Regions from separate parts of the Homo sapiens genome. Here region 1 is linked to region 2. Evidence: chromatin contacts called from ENCODE Hi-C data. All regions are on one chromosome and are shown on one strand. Each heading gives the region's core, a stretch centred on a gene start or an enhancer-like site at or near the end of the contact. The rest is flanking DNA. Distances are from core to core; before and after follow the strand shown. Region 1 overlaps LOC124900670 (a long non-coding RNA gene). Region 2 overlaps LINC00504 (long intergenic non-protein coding RNA 504).

What was found. A loop is a pair of places that touch in the nucleus more often than their neighbours do. Pooled maps may share reads with other maps.
Region 1: a map of GM12878 shows a loop between it and region 2 (3-fold over the local background). The contact joins two enhancer-like sites. A Hi-C loop is called at or near these places in 1 of 168 maps with a recorded cell type or tissue (GM12878), 9 of 37 single-sample maps with no recorded cell type and 7 of 50 pooled maps.

What each region holds. Positions count from the first base shown.
Region 1 is chr4:14,167,977-14,171,654 of GRCh38, forward strand. The region is part of intron 1 of LOC124900670 (a long non-coding RNA gene); the gene reads left to right. Among named protein-coding and RNA genes, the nearest start is that of LINC01085, 58 kb to the left of the region's middle. RefSeq lists an enhancer at 2,149-2,720. Within about 2 kb of position 1,700, at least 4 of the 41 ENCODE cell types and tissues checked have a DNase peak (open chromatin) inside an H3K27ac peak, as active enhancers do.
Region 2 is chr4:14,854,442-14,857,785 of GRCh38, forward strand. The region is part of intron 2 of LINC00504 (long intergenic non-protein coding RNA 504); the gene reads right to left. Among named protein-coding and RNA genes, the nearest start is that of LINC00504, 32 kb to the right of the region's middle. RefSeq lists enhancers at 1,500-2,699, 1,895-2,274. Within about 2 kb of position 2,095, at least 10 of the 41 ENCODE cell types and tissues checked have a DNase peak (open chromatin) inside an H3K27ac peak, as active enhancers do.

The sequences.
Region 1 (3,678 bases), core at 450-2,949, 690 kb before region 2:
GTTAAAGATAACATGGCTTTAAAATAGAGAGATAAACTGGTTTTACTACATACTTTGACCATTTTCTTCATGGTTAGTCAGCAGTTTAATCTAGCCTTTCGTTCATGTCTTCGAATTCATCACATTCACACAAAGTACATGATGACTAAGTAAATCTGAAAATAAAGTGCCCAAAGGCAGATTATTTGCCACATACTTTATGATATTTAAAATCCTGAGAAGGTAAGCAGTCTTGTCTCAGTTGATGTAAAAGTGGTCTTAAACACACATCAACTACGAAATCCTACTAATGCTAACTGATAATAACATTGATGTTCCAATTTCCTGACTTGTTGATTGCCAGTTTGGCTAGTTTTCTTTGACCTATAGTCGTAAGATGGTGATGACGTTGACGATGACGGTGGAAAAGCTTATGAAAATGTTGGCTATCAAGAAGATTGTGAGCAGTGAATTTATTTCCTACTGCAATTTTACACTAAAACTTTCACATGGTGACTTGTTTTCTCTCCATTCTTTTGCTCGTATTCTCTTACAACATCAAGATTATGTTCTGTGCCTAACAAGCCCATTCAATGTTGTCTTCCACAGCTTTCAGACAAGCTCCTTTCCAATTAGTGAAACTTTTCTTCTTCCCATCAAATGATAAATACATGATTATTCTGATTTTAATATGAACATTCCAGCTGGCATGAAAATAACTCTCTAATTGCAAAAGAACAATTTATTACCTTTATATGCATTTTTTTTTTTTAGCATCCATTGAGTATTTATGTGGCATAAGGCACTATGGTTGACAGACATAAAAGTACATACCCATTAACTAATTACTGATGCATTAATATATGTATTGATATACATAGAGATAGAGATGATAAAGCTATAGAAAAACTATGAAATCATGAGCAACTGAATTTGCTGAAATGGCTGTATTATTGGACATTGGTTTTCAAAAGTTCAAACGACTGCAGTGAAAGTTTTTATTTTAAGAGCAATCATTGAAAGAATCAACTGACCTTGCTGTTCTCTGTCTCAAGTCAGAAAATAAACAGAGAAAGTGTATCTTAGTGGTTTGCAAGTGATTCAGAGCAGGATGCTCAGCTATTAGAAAGTCATCGATTCGGCTGGAGGAAATGAGTTGGCTGAAGCACGAGATATAAGCCAATGCCCAGGATTGTGAGGTCAGGGCAGGATGCCAAGATGAACTACATTTCCTGGCAAGAATTCAAGCTCATTGCCAAAGGCCTTGCTGTTATTCTGAATCCAGGTTTTGTAACCTTTTCAAAAACTCTTACCTTGATATTCAATATTTTTCATTCAACCTTTCTATTTTTCAAGATGCACGATATTAGTATGACATTTATATAAATTTAAATGCAACCTAAAAATCCACATTTTAAGTTAAAATCCATTCACTGCTTTAAGGCTATTTTTTTTAGGGTGACAATCAACATTGTCCATTAACTTTATTTTCAGACATATCTCTCACCCTGGAAAATAAGCAAGCTTGCCAGGAATGTTACTCAGAAAAAAAAAATTAATGGTTCAAAAATATTAAAGCCGTTAGCCACTGCTGACCAGACTGCTTCAAATAATGTGTATTGGGAAGGGTCATGACTGGATGGGAAACCAGCAGACATCAGTTCTATTCTGGGCTTGACTTCCACGTGACCTTCTCAATTCACTCAATTTTTCTGTGGTTCAGTTTGCTCAGGTTTCAAAAAAATGGAATGATAATACCAGGATGTTGTGGGGAGTCATCAGATTAGCAAGAAGCTTTGGACTCTTGAGACACACCTAATGTAGAAATAGATGATATCCAAGACTTGCCTCAGAACAATACATCTTGTATTCTATGTACTGTATTCTCCTTTTTTCTTCTCTCATTGTTTTAAAGCCCCATGAATTATTCCTTTCAGACACTGCATTGTTGTTTTGAATTGTTGCTCGGTAACAAATGATGAGATAAATGTTTCAGGGGCGTCCATGTGAAGAGACCACCAAACAGGCTTTGTGTGAGCAATAAAGCTGTTTATTTCACCTGGGTGCAGGTGGGCTGAATCCGAAAAGACAGTCAGCGAAGGGAGATAGGGGTGGGGCCGTTTTATAAGATTTGGGCAGGTAAAGGAAAATTACAGTCAAAAGGGGTTTGTTCTCTGGTGGGCAGGAGTAGGGGGTCACAAGGTGCTCAGTGGGGGAGCTTTTTGAGTCAGGATGAGCCAGGAAAAAGACTTTGACAAGGTAATGTCATCACTTAAGGCAAGGACCGGCCATTTACACTTCTTTTGTGGTGGAATGTCATCAGTTAAGGCGGGGCAGGGCAATTTCACTTCTTTTGTGATTCTTCAGTTACTTCAGGCCATCTGGGCATATACGTGCAAGTCACAGGGGATGCGATGGCTTGGCTTGGGCTCAGAGGCCTGACATTCCTGCCTTCTTATATTAATAAGAAAAATAAAACAAAATAGTGTTGAAGTGTGGGGGGTGGCGAAAATTTTGGGGGGATGGTATGGAGAGAGAGAATGGGCGATGTTTCTCAGGGCTGCTTTGAGCGGGGTTAGGGGTGGCGTGGGAACCTAGAGTGGGAGAGATTAAGCTGAAGGAAGATTTTGTGGTGAGGGGTGATATTGTGGGATTGTTAGAAGAAACATTTGCCGTGTAGAATTATTGGTGATGGCCTGGATACGGTTTTGTATGAATTGAAAAACTAAAAAATGGAATAAGAGAAGGAGAAAAACAGGTATAAAAGGTCTAAGAATTGGAGGACCCAGGACATCTGATTAGAGAGTGCCTAAGGAGATTCAGCGTAGTCCTGCCAGCAAAGATTATTTACTTCAAGAGTTTAGAGTGGCAGTTTGGGGATAGCACCAGGAGATATCAGCTGTGATGGCTTGGAGAAACAGTGTAAACCGGCAGTGTAAACAAGAGCAGGGCATGTATGAGTAGTTGAGAACGGTGAATAGGAGTATGACTGGACAGAAGATAGTAGGGATGACAAATTTTTTGGGGCACAGTCTAAGTTGGTCTGGTGTCTGGAATGAGACTGGGGCCTAATAAAAAGGAGCATCTATACAGGAGCTCAAATGGGCTGTACCTTGTAGCATTCCGAGGACAGGCCTGAATTCTGAGAAGGGAAAGTGGTAAAAGTATTGTCCAGTCCTTTTTAAGTTGGTGGCTGACCTTGGTGAGGTGTGTTTTTAAGAGACCATTAGTCTGTTCTACTTTTCCTGAAGACTGAGGACTGTAAGAGATATAAAGGTTTCACTGAATACTAAGAGCCTGAAAAACTGCTTGGCTGATTTGACTAATAAAGGCTGGTCTGTTATCAGACTGTATAGAGGTGGAAAGGCTAAACTGAGGAAATATGTCTGACAGAAGGGAAGAAATGACTGTGGTGGCCTTCTCAGACCCTGTAGGAAAGGCCTCTACCCATCCAGTGAAAGTATCTACCCAGACTAAGAGATATTTTAGTTTTCTGACTCGAGGCATGTGAGTAAAGTCAATTTGCCAGTCCTGGGCAGGGGCAAATCCCAGAGCTGATGTGTAGGAAAGGGAGGAGGCCCGAACAATCCCTGAGGGGTAGTAGAATAGCAGATGGCACACTGAGAAGTGATCTCCTTGAGGATAGATTTCCATGATGGAAAGGAAATGAGAGGTTCTAAGAGACGGGCTAGTGGCTTG
Region 2 (3,344 bases), core at 845-3,344:
AGCTCTCTGGTCTACCTGATAGGCTGCAAAGGAGCAGCACCAAGAGGGGTCTATGACTTGTCCATCATGATATCCTGCCTCCTACCCTAGAGCCAGTATACTCTATAGAGTCACCCCTCAGTATCTGTGGGGAACTGGTTCCAGGATCCCCAGTGGATACCAAAATTCACAGATGCTGAAGTTCCTTATACAAAATGCCATCGTATTTGCACATAACCTATGCATTCTCCTATATACTTTAAATAGTCACTAGTTTACTTACATTACTTAAGACAATGTAAATTCTATGTAAATAGTTATTATATTGCATTGTTTAGGAAATAATGTCAAGGAAAAAAGTTTGTACAGACACAACCATCCTTTATTTTTTCAAATATTTTTGATTCATGGTAGGCTGAATCCACGAATGTGGAACCCACAGATACAGAGGGCCAATGGCATATGCTTATTGGATTGAAACCTTTCTCATTCCAGCTGACTTATGTCCTAGGCTAGTGATCTGCTTTCTTTGTTCACAAGGCTTCTTTGCTATGCAAAGGTACTCCAAGAAAGTTTTAATCTTTTTTTTTATCTTTTTGGAATCTGTCTCTTTCATTTGGGTCATGTAAGTATGCCAGAGTTTACCAGTTTCAGGAAAATGGTAAATAGAGAGTGGGATAGTAAGGAAACAACAGCCTCAGCATTCATTTCCCATCCCTAGTGCTGCTGCTATATGTAAGTCCTTACTCAGTTGGCATAGACCACCAAAAAATGAGTGACGATGCTAGCAGCCCCCCGTCCTCTGTATCAGCTCAGCCACAGGGTTTCTGAGGCCACCACACTCAGTACTCAGCCCTCCCAGGCCCCCATGAAGGCACCTCCTTCTAGGAACCCATCTTCCAGCTGGAGCAACTCACTGAACACTCCCACAACCATGCCCTTGACCCAGTCCCTGAAGACCTAACCAACTCACTGATTATGCCTCCACTGTCTTCAAATCTTGAAAAAGTCCCTCTCTACTTTAGACTATACCTCAATGGGTCTGTACCTTCAAGCAAAAAAGAAAAATGTTGTGGGATTAGAACTGAGTTGGGGAGAGGCTTGCCTGTTTCTTTCTTTTTTTTTTTCCCCCATCCTTGAAACTCAAAAAGGCTATTAACTTCTTTCATGAAGAGTAAAGAAAATTCAGATCTTAGTAACACAGACTTGTTAACTTTGCTAGGAGAGGAAGGAACGCCTTTCCTTCATTTCCAGTAACTCTATGGCATCAAATGAGACACAGATAAGTTTCTCAACCACCCTGCTACAGCGCCCATCATTTTGAATGCCTACTATGCCACTAGTGCTAACAAGGCCCTGTCCGTTGAGGAGTTCATGGCATGGTTGGGAAGCTAGATGACTAAATGCAAAACCAAAGTACAGTGCGTTAGGGCTGGGCTAGAAGGAGTTCAAGGTGTGTAGCAGATGCACAGAGCAGGCAACTAGCCCCACTTGGCAAATCAGAAGAGGCAACAGCAGAGCTGAGCCTTGGAGAACCAGGAGCAGTTGTCAGGTAAAGCAGGGAGGCATAGTAGAAGAGGTGTTTCTTGTTTCCTTTCCATTTACGCTATAAAAATATTCTTCCCCTTGTTAAATAGAGATGAAAGGGAAGCATTAAAGATCTTTAGTGTAAGCATGACATGATGATGGGGCAAGCTGGACAGAAGCCAAACTGGAGGCAGGGGAACTAGTTCCAAGGCTCATTCTCTGCTTTCCTCCAGGATGAGCTGTCTGCTAATTATCTCCTGCCCATGAAGCCACAGGCCCAGAGGCCCATAATGACACAGCACTGAGGGGTCCCTGCTTTTACTAGAATTATTCCTGATAAGCTTCACTTGACAGAAGACTTGGCTTCCCCAGTCTCTGATTCTTTTGTAAATCCCCAGAATTCAACTAAGGTCTCTGCCCTGGAGCTTTTGTAAGCTGATCTCAAACCCAAAAACACCCCCCTTGACTGACAATCCTCTCAGGGTGGAACCAAGAAGAAAGATATTAGTCTAAAGGGAAAAACCCACAGAGGCATGGAGTTCCCCTTGGCTAAAGGAAAAAGCATGTGCACAGTGGTGTGGCTTAAAGAATGATAGTACTCCTTGACCTTCAAGGGTTGGGCTCAAGTTCATGGTTCTTTTAAGGCTGTCAGAAGCCACAGTGAGTCATAACGCTGTTTGTCCTGGGAGGAGGGAGGGTGATGGGGTGTGAGTCACAACGGAGAGAAGGACTCACTAGTATGGGGCTTGGGAAAGGCCCGTAATAGTGACGTCTTCCAGTGTCTTCTGAGTTCTCATGTTTCCTTTCAGACTTTGAGCTGGGCAAGGGGCGAAAAAGGGGACTATATGGTAGTCTCTTATTAATTAGAATGGATAACTAGAGAATAAGGGAAAAACTAACAAAAAAGGCCAGAGACAAGACTGGCCCTGGGGAATGTGAATTCCAGGTCATTTATAAAATAATAATAATAAATCAAGGTTGTCTTTTGTCTTTCCTGCAAAAAAAATGTGACTTGGTAGCACCACGAGTGTATGAGTGATCTTGGGCCCAAATCTGTCTGCATGGGATCCCTGTTCTGCCTCTCCTTAGACGTGTGATCATACGCAAGTCGTTGAATCTCTGTGGACATTAAGCAACATATTCTTGAACAATTACTATGTTCTGGGCACTCGACTTGGTATCTTATTTGCATCATCTCAAATAATTCCATCCCTACTTTAAAACAATACATTCATTTCAGGGTTGTTGGGAGGATTAAAGGAGATAGCCCAGTGAAAGAGTCTAACTGCCTGGCACAATATAGGGATTAAATAGGTACCATGTCCCCTTAACCTGCTCCTTTTTAAGGAAGTGTGCCTATCTTGGGCGTTAGGCTTTCTATAAGCATGTTTACTTGAGTGTAGTTGAATTTATACATGTCTCCCTGGCAAAAGGGGAAAAAAATGCCTTTGATTTTGGTCATTCTCGCACTGTATAGCTTTATGTGCATTTTTTCACCAACATTATCTTCACACACATCATTTTAATTATGATTTTGTTACCTGTGATATCTTACAACTATTAGCACAGAACATACTAGTGAAAAGCCAATCTGTTTAAGCAACAAAGAGAACTGGGAATAACTCTGTTTTTAATGTACCTATTCCCATGAGTTCTTGAAGTTAGGAAGAAACAGCTCCCCTGGCTTTGCTGCCCTGACCTTTGGGTTGTACAAATCAAGTCGGCTTGGCACAGGAAGCAGCACTCAAATCCAGATTCTAACAAACCGGAAGTGAGGTGGAGAGAGATAGGATAAGCCTCTCCTTCGGGCACCAGAGTTCTTAATTGAAGTAGGGATT